2 separate regions of the Homo sapiens genome follow, and region 2 is linked to region 1. Evidence: chromatin loops called from intact Hi-C (ENCODE). Cell type or tissue: HCT116. All regions are shown on one strand.

Region 1 (8,000 bases):
GGAAAAGTCCCCTCTTACAGAAGCCAGGAAAAAAATTGAAAGCTTTTTTTGCAGGTACCCAAGTTCAATGGTGGAGTACCAGCAATACCTAGAAGAAGACCTTTGACTCAAATGCTTCCCATCGCAGATCCATTGGCACCAAGTGCCATGAGAAAATGCTCCTTGTACCAGATTAAATAAGAGTTTTACCTCTGTAAACCCAGTTACACTATTTCAGGTATTTTCAAGTCCTGTGAATATGTGAGCACCCACTGCTGCTACTGCCTGAGCCAGCACTAATGAGCCCTCTGCTTCTGCAGCTGTCAAAAGTGGTACTGGGCATAAGGCTCAAACCTCAAGCTGTGGCAGGCTGTGCTGCAGGAGAACCCAAACCAGGCCATACTGAGACAAAATAGCCTGGACTTCTTTTAACTTTGAGGTGCAGCATTTTATAACTATGTAGGCTCGAACTTGAAGCACTGAAACGAGGCAGCGTTACGTGAAACCTTGGTTTGGGCAGTCTGCTACAGCCCTCTGTGCTTTGTTTCCCCATTCATACAACAGGGGCAGAGAGCACCACCTCCTCCCCACCAGATGGGATTTTTTTTTTGTATTTAGCATGCTTTTCTTTCAAAGAATTAAGCCCCTTTTGTAAAAGTAGACCATATTTCTTTCTGGAAAGGTACAAATTAGTGTCTCCTTTGCAGAACTGTGTTGTCTTTGGCAATGAATGTTGTACTTACATACTAAGTCAGTGATGTGGCACAGAGTGATGTGACACTACGGCCACGTCCCGAGTGCCAGGGCTCAGATGTCCAGCTCTGCACTCTGGCCTCATCATGACACACAAAAGTTCAGCCCTGCACCCTCCAGCTCTACACTGCTTTCCCAAACTCTGAAACCCACCCTCAACCCACCCAGCCACACCAGACCATTGGCGCCCTCACTCTCCAGCTTACTTGCCTGGACTCCAGCTCCTCCATCAGAAGTGAGGGCAGGGCCAGGCTGAAGTTAGGGAGTAGCAGGCACATGGAAATGGCAGTGGAGAGAACCAGAGCAATTTGCCCCACCACACACTGGACACAGAAGCAGAGGCAGGCGCCGCTGTCTCAGCATGCACATGGCAGGGACTTGGGCAGTGCATGCCAGCGTGCTGGGGACTGGGAGAAGCCACAGGGACATATGCTAAATAGAGGGCCTGGGGTGGGGATGCGGAGTTTTGTTAGCACTGTTCCTCTAACTACAGCATACATGATTGCGAAGCATAAATAACCAATTCCTTGTTCCTGAACAAACAGAAGTGGCAGCAGGTAGAGGAGAAATCTTTAAATAGCAATACTGAACTGTACTAACACTTTCCTCAGGAAAAAGGCTGGGAATTGGCAAACTGTGAATAGACCTGGCCTACTTAACACTTGCCAATCAGCCACAGTGCCCAGATCAGTTCTGAGACTATGTCGGCCCAGCCCATGGCCATGCAGGTGCCAGCTACATCCCAGCTTCGCTTCGAGGCTTAGCTATACTCTCATTCACACCCTTGAACTTCTGGTCCACCTAAAAGCAGGAAGCTAGTGCAGCCAGGCAAGCCTCATGCTGGGTCGGAAGAGCGGTCAGAGGGACTTGGGTATTCACTACTTACCCACTGAGGTCTAACCCGGAAATACTTAAGAGTTGGTTGAATACCACCTTTGCCCATATACCTTTAAGGTCAGGGCGGGCCCCTTTGAGACCAGCTCAGAACCAATTTAGGGTGAGGCTGGGAGAGGTCTTGCGGTCTTAGACCAAATCAGGACACTGTGAAGGAAACCTAAGCCTGGTCCCCATGGCAACAGCAGAACTAGACTAGTCTGTGGGAAGAAATGGGGGTGGTGGGGGGGGGACGACATAAATAGTGCAACAAGTGACATCAAGGGTACACTTGTCTGCAAGAAACTGTCTTTATCCTTAGATTTTTATCCAGGAACAACATAGGAGGATTTGGATGCTCTCCGAGAGAAGGAAACTATTCCCACCTGAAAGGCTGAGGTCATAGTTTTACTCACTGGAATTCTGGGGACTGCTGGTAGTTTAATAAAGACAGACAGAAGCCTTGCAGTTTGGTGGCAATAGAGTCTGACAGAACAAGTAAGAGCTGACCTCGTGCTGGAAACTGAAATCAGCCCCCCCCCGCGTAGAGAAACCAAGCTTGCTATACTTGGTCTATTTCAAATGTGTGAAAGATGCCAAGAAGACCCACCTATTAATCCAGCTACATCTTACGTAATTGTTTTTACCCAAGGATATAGACACTAGTAAAAAAGCCCTTGAATTAAACACTACAAAGAAAGTGGAAGAATGAACAGTGTGCGGAGAAACCTCTAACTGAAGGTCAGTTTAGGACCGAATCCGTCTGCAGGACAGGAGAGCTGAAAGCCAGCTGAAATGTACAATATCCCTGCTGTGGTCCTGGACAGCAAAAGCAAGATGCGAACAGAAAGAAGGTAGTCAGAGACAGATGGGCATGGCAGACAGAGGTACAGGAGTATGTTCAAGAACCTATCAGATGACCCCAACGTCCTATCTGATGATTTTGGAAGCCTAAGACTCTCCCTAAAGTCATCTCACAAATGTGGGACACAGATGCAGTATGGTGGCCTTTTGATCACCACACTGCTTGTATTGAGAGTCAAGCAGGGCAACTATATTCAACAGATTCCAAGTGAGTGAGAGGCTAAGGGTGCTCAGCCTGTGGACATGTGGAACCGAGAGAGGCTCATGAAGCAAATCTCTAATACCACACCCTTTCCTTCCCCTAGATTCATTGTCTTCTAGGAGAGACACAATTAAAACAGGGCCAGGGCAGGATTTCCCATGGAGACTGACAATTGATTCTATACCAGAAAACTACTCTTAAGGTTTCATCCTGACTGTAGTAGACCTGTGATAAGTTACATGTCTTGTTGCTTTGGAGATTGAATGCTTCCTTCCACCGCCACAACACTATTGTGTGGATTACACATTTGCAAATAGTTTCTCTCTAGTACTTAGCAGTGACTTCGAATTCAAATGCCTCCCTGATAAAATCATATCATGAATATGCATCAAGCCCACTCTTAGATAAATAATAATTACTTGGCAATTGATACGCTGCAAAATAAAAGTATTATGTTCTGTATTCAATGGGAAACTTGTGGAAATGAAATGAGTCTGAGAATGGACCCGTGCTGCAGTGCTTAGTCTTTGTGCTCCTGTCAACTGTCACACTAGGGAGGGGATTCTCAGACTGCTGTGCCATCATTAACTACAGGAGATGGATTCTTTTATTTGACAAAGAGAAATGATTTTTTTTCTCCAAATATAAGAAGCCATTAATGACATTCCCCCTCTCTGTTGCTGTTTTGGGAACACCTGCAAATCCTCCTAGCATCACGAGATATCCTTTTGTTTCATGGTAAGACTTTTTAAAAAGACTCCGATAACTTGAGAGCTGTGTCCCATTGACTCTACTCTCCTGAAACCTGGCTGCAAAAGTCATCCATGAGCCTTGCATCTCAGGCCCAGGTCAGGAGAGACCGTGTTACAAGAAGGTCTTCTTCAAACCCTGAGTCATAGCAGATCCTGTTATGGCCAGGACGCCGGATGCCTCCTCAAGGTGGAAAGGTGGAAAGGATATCTCTGGCTGGATGATTCAGTCCACTCAAGAGCCAGGACAAGAGTAAGCAGAAGACATAACAGAGAGCAATAAGTGCTCCCTGGAGAAGTCTGCTCCCCGCCATTCTAGAATGCAGAAAACCTAAGTGGTCAACAGTCTGGTCAAGCAGATTTAGAATGTTGATGCAGGCTGCCTTTCCAGATCCTTTACCAATTCTTCCAAGCCCCAACTGCCCCGTCTCCTAAGATCTTCATGCACTCATCAGGCCCTGACCCTGCCTCTCGCCTCAGGATTCAGCCTTGGGTATGAATGAATGTCTTCACCATTCCCTGAGTGCTGGTGGTAGAGAGGGAGCTCAGACTTCCCAAGAAAGATGTGGACTACAGCGCCCTCTATAGAAAGCAAACAAGAAGAATCCCTGCTGAAAGCAGCAAGGGAAATCAGCTCACCCTCCCCTATAATGTAGCAGCCCCCGAACAAGTTTTTTGGGGTACAAACACCACCTTGATTCTGAGATCTAAGCCAATTCTTTTCATTATGGCTCAAATAATACACCTAAATTCCTGTAAGTTAAATCCTACAATAATGAATTCCAATCAAATACTGCCTGGAATAAGTAGATCGTAATGAAGGCTGGGAAACCTGTTATAGACACGGAGACTGGGATGCTAGGGTAGTAATCTTTTTACAACAGTGTTTGGCACAAATTCATACTTTAAGCTGTTTTAAGAGTGGTATCATAAAGCCACAACTGTTCTGACTCCAAAGGCATCACTTTCCACCCCAAATATCAGGAAAGTAAGGCAGGAAAGGAAGGGTGGAATTGTGTGCATCTTTTCCCTTGGTCAGTTCAAGTCATTAACAACATTCAGCCAAGCCAGCCAAGCCCAGCTCAGAGCAGGGGATACATGGGAAACCAAAATGTGCCTCTCCATTTCAACTGCATCCCCCATCTATCCCCCTCCCGCTGCCCCCACTCCCCAACAAGCAATGATCCAATAGCATGAGCGATTCCTTATGACTCCCTAGATTTTAAACCTGCCCTGAGCCCCTCGCTAGGGAAGGTGCATCAAGCCCATGAGAGTGGAGCCTGCGAAGTAGGGAGGAGGCTGAGGAGAACCTGGGCCACAGCCACTTGTGTCTGCTGCTGCTGCTGCTGGAGGAGCTGCTGGAGGAGCTGCATCTGGTGGTGAGTGGACAGCGGTGTCTCTGTGCCCAGGCCTGGAGGCTTCGAGGAAGAAGAAGGGAGCAGCATCCTGGGTGAGGCTGTCAGCATGGGCTCCTGGGGGTGCGAAACCTGGAGGAGAAGGAGAAGACAGGACATGACATGTGGCAGGAGCCATCTTGAGGGGCCTCCCTCTCTTTGGCATGCACTCAGGAGGAGCAAATTGGCACACTTACAACCCATAAGCTGACAGCACTATATCTTCAATGGAAATGGGAGTAGAGGCCCAGAAAGGAAATGGTGTAGCTGCCTGGGCTGATACCACACAGTCAGAAAATCGTAGGGGGACTAGGGGGACACCTCGGTAACTGACCCCGATGGGAGACTGATGGCTGATACTGCTCCATCTCTTGCCCACCACTTCCAATGATACCCTGTCACTGAGTTCCTTGAGGTTCTAGACTTAGAAGAATCTATTTTAGGAAAACGTAGCTTCCATCCACCCTACCATGATAACAGGAAGGACCCAGCTTCAATCCTCTACTCTGCTGTGTCCTTAGGGCTCCCTCCTCCAGGGTCTGAGATGTTCCTTCTCCCTTGTTGGGAGAAGCGTGGAGCTGGGTCCTGGAGGAAGGGGCCATGTGAGGGGGCTACCTCCTGCCCTCCACTGCCTCTGGTGAGAACCATCGGCAAAGAAGTTTGGATCCTAAAATATATAATGATCTGGAGAGATCCTCTTAGATGAAAGAAGTTCCTGTGTCCTTCCCTCCTTTCCTTCTGTCTCCCTCTCCTGTGGACATTTTTACCAAGATGGCTTCTACGATTCATAGAATTCCATGGCAGGGAAAGACATTTTGTTTCTGGCAGTTCTGCTGTGGGGACTTCTTCAGACATACACAAGGAAGGCCCCCAGTGACACAGGGCTGTTTCCACTTGTAGAGGATAAACTGGTTCCAAAGGAAACGTCAGGCAGCTAGTTTAGAACTGAACTGCCCTCCAAACCTCCATGTGAGATAAGATATGAATGTTAAAGAGAGAGAGGTGCCCTGATATAAACCGCCTGGGAATCTAAGGGTAGAGCTATTGGTCAGTAATTTTGCTTCTGGGTTTAAAACATTTTTAATTAGCTTTGGCTTCAGGTTGGAATTTGATCTCAAGTTCTTAGTTTCTTAATTGGATCACATTAGGAACCCCCAGATGCCACAGTCATCTCACCTATATGATGTTAGGTTAGAGCTGATGAAGACTAAGGTGGTCTCTCAGTTTCTGACATCCAGTGGGCCAACTTCCAGACTCCAAAGTGCTATCCACAGGAATTACCAACGGTATACCACCGCTACTGCAGGCAGAGCGGGCCCAAACTGACTTTGCTCTACTAGCTAAGTCACAGGGGAGTCTGTGTGTGTGTGTGCCAGAGTGAGCCTTGCAAAATACTGTGCAAAGATGAGATGCTGTTAAGGGAAGAGGGTGCCAGGGAGTAGGAGACCAAATATTGGTGGGATTTGGGGAGGGCGATGTGTGTCAGGAATCAGCTCCACAGCATCCTGGCCTGCAGCAGCATCTAGTGTTCAGACCCTCTGGAAGTCAGACCTTCTGAAAGGCAATGAAGTGCGCTCTGGCACCGCCACTGTGCCATGGAGTGCCTCACTCGGAAGCTGAGCTGGCAGGGGCTAGGAAGTGACTGATGACCTGAGGGCACACGTGTGCAGATCACACAGATGGGCCATCTCTTGCCTACCTTGGAGCCTGTGTGAGAGCCTCCTTCCTTCCCTACAGCATCTAGATCAGTCACACCTCGGCTGAATTCCAGGACATCATTCCCTGGAAGTGGGACCTCCACCGCATCGATGTCAGTCTCCTCTGCAGTGGCCGTGGAGGCCCTCTCGGCTCCAGTGAGCTGGCGGCCTGCAGGAACAACAGGGGAGGGAGGGAAGAGAATGAAAACACCGAGAACAAAGTCCTCCTTTCCTAATACTTTAGCTTTCAGGCATGTTGAGCCTAGGGATGCCACTGGCTTTGTAACATTTTCACACATCTTTTCACTCAAGTACGTTAAAGTGCATTTCCAGCCCAGTAAGATGTTCTCATCTTAGTATCTTTTCAAAGTCCAGAAAAAAAGGCAATACTTCCTCAAGCCTGGATGTAAAAGTTTTGCCAGGTTCACAGGAATATATTGACAAGGTACACTGGAAGAAGGGGATGCTGATCATCTCCATGTCATCGCAGCTCAGGAACGGAAGCAGTCAAGGGAAAGGGCCCTGGCCCGGGGGTCCAGAAATGAGGAGGTTGGGCCTCCAATAAACTGCTGGACAAGAAGCAAATCCCCTCACTCTCTGGGCCATGTTTCTTTAACTACAGAATTAGAAGCTCAGTTAGATGGACAGGTAGGGTTCCATGACTGAGGAATAAGGCAGGGAGATGTGAGGCTGCATTTTAACACAGTATCAATCTCCCAGCCCTCAGAGCCTGATCCTCTCACCAACAGCAGAAGCCAGGAAGACGCCTGCAGGAAGTGGCACGGGGAGGAGGAGAGAGATGGGGTGGCTGCTTTTCCATGCTTCCTTATCTAATTTTTCTACTTCCCACATTTCTTCCTTTCCACTGAAGACAATGGCCATGTCTTTACTTAATATTTAACCACAGGCACAGCATACTGCTTAATACCAATGTATGAAAGCCCTGCTATTTCCTACTTATCTTCCTTCCTTGATCCTATTTCTGGGATTCTGTAAAAACATCTGACAACTCCTGGGCATTTCATAGGAAATATTTTCATTTTCTATATTTGCAATTAGGTTAATTACTGCCGTCTTTAAATAAGATTTCTCATGAGTTTTCAGAGACCACGCACCAATTATAAAATGGAACAGGTGGATGTAAAGCAGGAGACACAGAGCTGATGCCCCAGTGCTGAAGCTAGCCCAGGCAACCAGGCCTTGGCCATTTGAGTGCTTGCCTTGTAGAACAAATTGTTCTAAGAAGTTTTCCTATGCAAACCTACACAAGTCATCAAGGGAAACAAGCCTGGCATTTAGAAAGTAAACAGTGGGCTTGGTTTTCTTCCTGGCTACTCCAGGAGCTGAGGAGACAGTCCTGTGGAGGGCTGCAAAGGCGTTTAACAGAAAAGATGGTTCTGACTGCAGCTAGTGGGGGCAGGGAAGGGGAAGCTCTTCTGCCCCTTGGTCAGCCAGTAGGCGGGGAGCACAGGGAGCAGCCTGCTTTCTA
Region 2 (8,000 bases), 200 kb before region 1:
CTGCCTAATACCTCTCGAGGCACAGGTTCCATTCGTGCATCCACATTCTTTTGGTGAGAAGACTGGTTAAAACCTTCAATGGCCTTTTGGAAAAAGAAGTTCAGCTCCTCAAAGTTCATGGCCTGGAGCTCTGCATAAAGTTCTACCTGTTGGGCTTCTTCAAGCTCATTCCAGAAACGTAGTAGGTGCTCTTGCCCAGCTTTGGACAACGTGAGTTTGAGGTCATTAATGTTCATAATGCTCTAATAGCCAAGCTTTGTAGAAATAGGGGTGTAATGTATGTACCTGTAAACCTAAAAGAGAAAAGTAATTAATGGCATGTCAAAATCCAACCTCCAAAATTGAGGGCTTTTTTCCCCTCTAAAAATAAGAATATTTCAAAACGATGTTAAAAAAATTAACTTCTGCTTTTCCATCACTCAATATTTGTAAGAGATCAAACCTGTAAGACAATAATATGTACCAGGCACTTCTAAGTACTTTACCTTCATGGTCTTGTTTAATTTTCAACAACACTATGGCATAGGCACTATTATTACCACTCTTTTACAGCTGAGAAGACAGGCAGAGAGGCTAAGTAACCTAACCAGTGAGTGGAGCTGGGACAGGAACCCAGGCAGCCTGATGACATGGTTCACACTCTCTACCACACTTAGTTGTCTCTGTATTAGTCCTCTGACCACTAAGCTACCACTGAAAGAACACCTGACTGCTTAATATTTAAATGTTTTCCTTGTATCTCTAATGATAGAAATACTATCATGTGTTGTTGTAGTCAGTATAATGAAATATTCAGGAAGACAGAACAACCTATAATAAGGAAAAATACATTTCATTTCATTAGCAACTTCTGCAAAGAAGCAATAACACATCTATTTTCTCTACTCATTAAAAACTTGGATCCTCCTTAAAGAGACAAGCAATACACATATAACAATCAGTGAATAAGACAAATGTTTTCTAAAGAGCTATATTCTGTGATAATATAGTAAAATGTTAAACTTCATAGTGCTAAAAAATAAGAAAATGGGGAAATATTTAATCTACTTGCCCAATACAGACAAATGCAACAGGAGATAGGTGCTGTCTAGAAAGTTCACAAACAGGCACAATCTAGCCATGTGTTAAGGGTTGGGCAGACTACATAGATAAGATTAGAGGCCAGGCATGGTAGCTCACACCTGTAATCCCAGCACAGGCCTGGGCTCAGGAGTTCAAGACCAACCTGGGCAACATGGCAAAACCCCACCCCTACAAAAAACACAAAAATTAGCCAGATGTGGTAACATATGCCTGTAGTCCCAGCTACTTGGAAGGCTGAGGTGGGAGGAACACCTGAATTCGGAAGGTCGAGGCTACAATGAGGCGTAATCATGTCACTCCAGCCTCAGCAACAGGAAATTCTATCTCAAAAAAATAAAAGATTAGGAAACAAGCAGAGCCTGGTGGCCATGATGAGCAAGCACGTGTGGGATGGAAAGCAGTAAGAAGGTTAACGTATGACAAATGATATAAAATGGCCTGGGGTAGGGCTAGATCATGAAAAGCCTGAAAACTAACCAAAAGAATTTAGACTTCAGAGAATAAGTAATAGAAAGCGAACAGTAGATTCTCAAACAGGGCAGTGTTACCATGCTTTAAAGAGATGAGAGAAAGGAGCAATGGATACAATAGATTGTAAGGAGGGACAACTAGAAGCAGGAAAAGAAGTTAAAAGACAACTGCAGGTATGAAATACCAAAGGTCTGAACCAGATTAGTGGCAGAGAAAATGAGAGTGAAAGGAATAAATTTGAGGGTCACTGTAAAGAATCATCACTGCATTATAATTGCTTCGATGTGAGAGACAGAGGTTAAAAGTAGGTTCTAAAGACACTTATCTTCTCTTCCTATAAGAACAGTGAAAAGTAATACACATGGTAGTTCAGAGCACAATTCTAGGCTAAGCTGAGCCACTTAATTTCCCCATGCCTCGGTTACCTTATCTGTAAAATGAGATTAATAATAGTATCTACCTCACCAGGATCATTAAACATCAAACTCCATTTACAAGCTCAGGTCTAGAGAACCTACATCTGTGTGTTCCCTGAGGTGGTAATAACAACACTCAGCTTTCAATGTTCATTATGGTATTAAAAGGCATTCCTATTGATTTATATAGGTTTCAAGAGTCATGATGCTATTATTTTTTAATTTTAAAAAATCACATTAAAAAAGACACTTGAGAGGAACAGATTTATATTAAATTATTTTCCAAGGAATGTAGTCTTTCCCAAGACCTTATTTATGCTGCTGCTTTGCCTCTGATTTAAGGGAGTACATTGTAGTAGGAAGATCAGCAAGGAACCAGATAACCAAAGAATAGGAAGTCCCTGTTCTTGGTCCTTCTCTATCATTTGATTCTATGCAATCATTTTACCTCCCTGTGCATAGATTTCCTCATGAATATAAGACAACCAACCTTTCTCACATGCCTTCAAGATAGTCAAGAGTAAAGAGTGCTCTGTCTGATAAAAGGCATACACAAACATATTACTATAACATTTTAAGATATAAACCAAACTTTTCCTAAAAGATCATTAGATACTCCTCCACCTTCAGACACTTGGGAAAATGAATCCATGCAAATAAGATACCTCATAGGGCCGGGCGCGGTGGCTCACGCCTGTAATTCCAGTACTTTGGGAGGCCGAGGCGGGCGGATCATGAGGTCAAGAGATGGAGACCATTCTGGCCAACATGGTGAAACCCCATCTCCACTAAAAATACAAAAATTAGCTGGGCATGGTGGCACGCGCCTGTAGTCCCAGCTACTCAGGAGGCTGAGGCAGGAGAATCGCCTGAACCGGGGAGGCGGAGGTTGTAGTAAGCCGACATCACGCCACTGAACTCCAGCCTGGCGACAGAGTGAGACTCTCCGTCTCAAAAAATAAAAATAAAAAAAAAAAGGGTACCTCATAGGTTAAACTTTGATATCTGGGCGTAAACCACTGGTAACATGTGTTCATCTACATGTTGTATAATGTTCATAATGTAACGACCATACTTGAGTTTTGGACAAGCACAATTCATCTATTATATTTATTTGAGGCAGATATAAGCACCTTCATGCCACAAAAATAGTAGCATGTTTCCCATTAACGATGTTTAGAGGCACGTGTAATGGTAAGCAGCAATTAACAGAAGAGTTAAAAGATATGGATTTTTATTTTGACAACCGAAATCTGAAAAAGTTGAAAATCTGCTCGAGAAATTATGACAAAACTTGGTACATGCCCACAGCCTAATCCATCTGCATCAAAATATATGAAAAATTTGGTAATAATCTACCATTATCAAATATATTTTTATTAGAATTTAAATACCAGTATTAAAGAAATCCAGTATTTCTCCCTCCTTTTCTGGCTTCCCCCACCCAGCCCCTATCTCTGCTGGTATACGTATGCCCTCGAAATGAATAAGTAAACCTCTTAAAGCTTTTGAAAAACAGTATCAGAGTTGAGACATAACCACCAACTGAATCCTATAAATGCTTGGCAGCACAGCCTATGAAGTCTTTCTTTGCTCCAGCTAAGTGAGCCAACTGACTAACCGTGAAGGAATAGACAACTGCCTTGAGTTTCCGGCGAACTCTTGGATCCACACCCAGTGAATTTCACCTAAAAGTCCTTAAACTTTTGCAATACCAAATGACACACACATATGATCATAATCCTATTACCTGATTTCAGATTTCATAAACCATGTAGAAGTAAGTGTAGCACAGCGACAGGCCAAAGTTCAAGCAGCCATATGTTCAGCATACGTGTGCTCAGCCCTCCAATACCATCCTTCTGCTTGGCCAAGAGAGGGGAAACCCAGAAATTTCAATTCTCTCTCACTACCAGTATCATGGCAAACCAAACCAAAAAAAAGAAAGAAAAAAGTGGCAAGCAAACAGGTTTTGTCCCACTGTCCTGTCCTCCAAATGTATCCCCTGTCTTTGTCAGACCTCTCAAATCTTTTCCTCATATATTCAAGACACACCAACTCGCTTCCACCTGACAGTGCCAACGATCTCCTGTCCCACTACAGGCCCCCACACTTGGTATAACTGTCCACAAGGCCCTAGCCTGAGAGCCTCGAGGTCTCTACTGCCCACCCGGGAGAGGCCCCACTCCCAACCCCACACGCCTACACGACCCCCTCGGACTCAGACACTGGCCCAGACCTCCTCCCACAACGCCCCCAGTCCATCTGGGGCGCGCTCATTCCATCCCTGGCCCCGCCATCCACCCGGCTGCCCAGCCCACACACCCTCTCGCGGGGTGGCGGAGGATGGGGTGCGACTGCGGGGCGCACGGGCTGGGGTGTGTGTCTGCGGGCGAGCGGGAGGCTCCTCGGCGTGTGCTCGGCTGCCCGCGCTGTGCACGTTCGTGCGACGCGTGTCCACGTCTGAGCGCGTGGCCGTGTGTGCGGTGGGGCCAGGCCCTCCGCCCGCCCGGGTCCCGAGCCCCGCCGTCTCCTCGCTGGGCTGGGAGCCCCTCACCTTTCTCGGCGCGACCGCAGCTACGACCGTCTCCAGCTCCTTCCGCGCGGCCACTCATCGGCGTCCCGCGCTCGCTCCGAATATATACCCTCATCCGGGGGGCCGCGGCGGCGGGGCGGGCCGGGAGCGGGGGCCAAGTGGAGCGCCAGCCCCGGCCACCCCGCCCCTCTCGCCACGACTAGTGGCTGCCGACGCCTGAAGGAGTGGAAGCCGACCGCCCAGACACGTCAGCGCCGGGAGCACAGACGACGACGCGGACGCGGAGGCGGCCGCGGCCCGGGGCGCCGGGGCGGGGCTAGGGATGGGGGCCGGGCATGAAAGGAGTAACCCACCGGGCCGGGGCGGGGCCTAGTGCGTCACTCATTCTCTGGCCCAATGGGAATAGTTCTGGAGCGCAGTCGGCTGGCGTCCCGGTCCCTCCTGCGCACTAACTGAGGGTGAAGGATGTCGGTTGGGTCTGCTAGGAGGGGCCAGGAGCCGGCCGGCAGAGAGCGGCTCGTGGGTCCCAGGACCCCTGACGTCCCTAGGTTGTACTGGGAGGTGCGAGCCCGAGGCTCTTAGTCGGCCCAGCGGCACGGGGCACAAGCGGGCCACAGAGATGGGCAGGGAGCTGTGTCCCCAGGGTGGCGGATTTCCGAGCCACCCACGCGGGTGGTTGGGAAAGGGCGGTGGATTTTCCTGCGGAGAAACTTTCAGGGCGGGCCTGGCGCGCTCTCTGACCTTGGGCTAGTTATTTTGTGTGCAGTTCACAAGATGCCTGGCCGGGCTCCAAACTCGCTCTCTGTTTGGTTGTGTTTTGGCTCCCAAGAAGGCGAAGCCAGGCCTTTTTTCTTTTGCACAAACAGACAGGAAAGGAGAGAGGAAATGCAAGCAAAGGTAGTAGGTAACCTAAGGTAGTATAAGCCCGGGGTCATCTTTGTGAGTTTGCAGACTTAACGTCGCTAGGCCTCAGTACTCTGCAGAAAGATGGTGGAGGACCTAGATGACCTCCCAGGCCATTCCAGGACCAGTGTTTACAGTCCTGTTACATAACCTAGTGTGGGTGTGCACACACAGGTTATTATATGTTCAGCACTGTGCCCTTGGAAGCTATGTTTACATTTAAAGTTGTGTTGCATTTTGCAGCTTTTGCAAGAAGTGGAATATGTTGAAATACGAAAATACCTAGATTTAACATACCACCTATCATAAAGAGATTCAGGCGCCTTTCTTCTACTTTCTTGGGTGCAAAGGCCTTTTCATTCCCTTTACCAATTGCATAATCACCCACTGCCTCAAGTAACAACAGAAAAACTTAAACTTGGTAAGTAATGCTGGTAGATTTACATTCAGGAGATTGAATACTCTCCATCTCTCATGATCCTAGAACTTCCTTCGTTTCTTTGAAAGAAGAATAGTGTAGTGATTGGTTTATAGTGTAGTGATTGGTTTCTTAATCATGGGATCTGAAGACAATTTCAGCTTTATTGCTTGTGATCTTTGGCAAGCTACTTGTGCTATCAGTTTTCTCATCTATAAAAAACAGACAATAAAGATGAAAATGCCATTTGGTGGTTGTATTAAACCAATCGATATAAATGAAGTATGTAAAACAGTAAACACTAAATAACCTTTAGTTATTATTTATTATTGAGCACTTATTAATTCAAACTAGGAGACCCAGATTCAAAATCAGTCTACGCTTACTAACTGTGTGACTTTGGGTAAGTCATTTAACCACTCCAAACTCCAATGTCCTTTTATGAAATGAAGCTAATACCTATTTCACATGGGTATAGTAAAAAATGAGAAAGAACCTAAGATAATGTCTGGAATATTATAGGCATTCTATAAGTCATAGATGAATGACTGAGTAAAGAGCAAAATTATTAGTTAGCAATCCTTTAAAGAAAAAAGATAGAACTGAGGTCCAGCTCAATGTTTTTAATGAACTACTATAAAATCACATTTGTACTTTTACCCTTTTTTGCTGAAGTTTCATTTGTTTGTTATTCTGGTTACTAGGCATAAGAGGGGCCATAATCTCATCTTGCCAGCTAAATGTCCAGAAATGTCTAACACTAGAGTTATTTCTGTCCTTCGAAATACTTTTTATATACATGGTCTTTTAAGAGCTGATTGAAGAAAACAAGGCAACGATGTTCACACTACCTATGATTTTTTGACATTACACCAAAGGTATCAGCTAATGAAGTTAGACAACAGAAATCCTAAGAGGCTTATAAATTAGAAAAAATATATAAGAATTAAAAAATTATTTTTTAAGAATTTTAAAAAGTCATAAAACTACTTCGACTTGCAAATGACAAGAGAGAATACCTGGAAAGCCCTTGAGAGTCAACAATAAGACTAACAAACCACAGAAAAATTTTGGTTAGTGTATTAGTCCGTTTTCACACTGCTATCAAGAGATACCCAAGACTGGGTAATTTATAAAGAAAAGAGGTTTAATTGACTCACAGTTCTGCATGGCTGCAGAGGCCTCAGGCAACTTACTATCCTGGTGGAAGGCACCTCTTCACAGGGCAGCAGGAGAGAGAATGAGTGCTGAGCAAAGGGGGAAGCCCCTTACAAAACCATCATATCTGCCAGGCGCGGTGGCTCACGCCTGTAATCCCAGCACTTTGGAGGCTGAGGCGGGCAAATCACGAGGTCAAGAGTTTGAGATCAGCCTGGCCAACATAGTGAAACCCTGTCTCTATTAAAAATACAAAAATTAGCTGGGTGTGGTGGCACGCACCTGTAGTCCCAGCTACTTAGGAGGTTGAGGCAGGAGAATCGCTTAAACCTGGGAGGCGGAGGTTGCAGTGAGCCTAGATTTCACCACTGCACTCCAGCCTGGATGACAGAGCGAGACTGTCTCAAAAAAAAAAAAAAAAAAACAGATCTAATGAGAACTCACTATCACGAGAACACTATGGCAGAAACCACGCCAGTGATTCAATTATCTCCACCTGGTCTGGCCCTTGACACATGAAGATTATTACAATTCAAGGTGAGATTTGGGTGGGGACACAGAGACAAACCATATCAGTAAGGTAGCAAGTTATAAAATGAACATATAGAAATCAATAGCTCTCATATACACACATTATAACATTTAGAAGACACGATGGTGGAGAAAATCCCATTTATAACAGCAACAAAAAAAATTAAGTATAAATTTAGCGCAAAATGTGCAAAATCTGTGTAAGGAGAGTTATAAAAGATGCCTAAAAGCCACACAAGATATTTGATCAAATGAAAAAATTCTGGAGCTATTTCATGTGTGTTGCGGATATGAACAAATGACTAAATAAATTGATTTTGGTCATTGTGCTGTGGTTATGTAAAAGAATGTTTATGTTCCTAGGAAAGACATACTAAAATATTTAGGGGTAAAAGAATATGATGTCTGTAATTCTTAAATGGCTCAGAAAGATGAGGAGCAATGGCTTACGCCTGTAAGCCCAACACTTTGGGAGGCCAAGGCG

The links. Hi-C counts contacts between places; a loop is a spot of excess contacts. Peaks named below come from ENCODE experiments on the same cell type or tissue, not always from the same donor. Only the 100,000 strongest peaks of a DNase experiment are listed, where the experiment ranks them.
Region 2: it touches region 1 in a loop (2.4-fold over the local background); 3 of 110 quality-filtered maps call a loop at or near these places.

What each region holds. Positions count from the first base shown.
Region 1 is chr1:162,353,867-162,361,866 of GRCh38, reverse strand. It overlaps NOS1AP (nitric oxide synthase 1 adaptor protein), which reads right to left. Exons shown (of 10, transcript NM_014697.3): 7 at 6,514-6,680; 8 at 4,731-4,907. Among named protein-coding and RNA genes, the nearest start is that of MIR556, 15 kb to the right of the region's middle. RefSeq lists a silencer at 3,898-4,120 and an enhancer at 6,509-7,009. In HCT116, CTCF peaks have their summits at 3,818 and 4,018; a DNase peak (open chromatin) is centred at 3,976.
Region 2 is chr1:162,558,305-162,566,304 of GRCh38, reverse strand. It overlaps UAP1 (UDP-N-acetylglucosamine pyrophosphorylase 1), which reads right to left and starts at 4,583. Exons shown (of 11, transcript NM_001324116.5): 1 at 4,528-4,583; 2 at 1-293. The coding sequence starts at 236. UAP1-DT (UAP1 divergent transcript) reads left to right here and starts at 4,952. Exons shown (of 3, transcript XR_426859.4): 1 at 4,952-5,067; 2 at 5,653-5,830. RefSeq lists silencers at 542-601, 4,095-4,994. In HCT116, no CTCF peak of the experiment used is centred here; a DNase peak (open chromatin) is centred at 4,834; H3K4me3 peaks cover 2,415 bases; H3K27ac peaks cover 1,308 bases.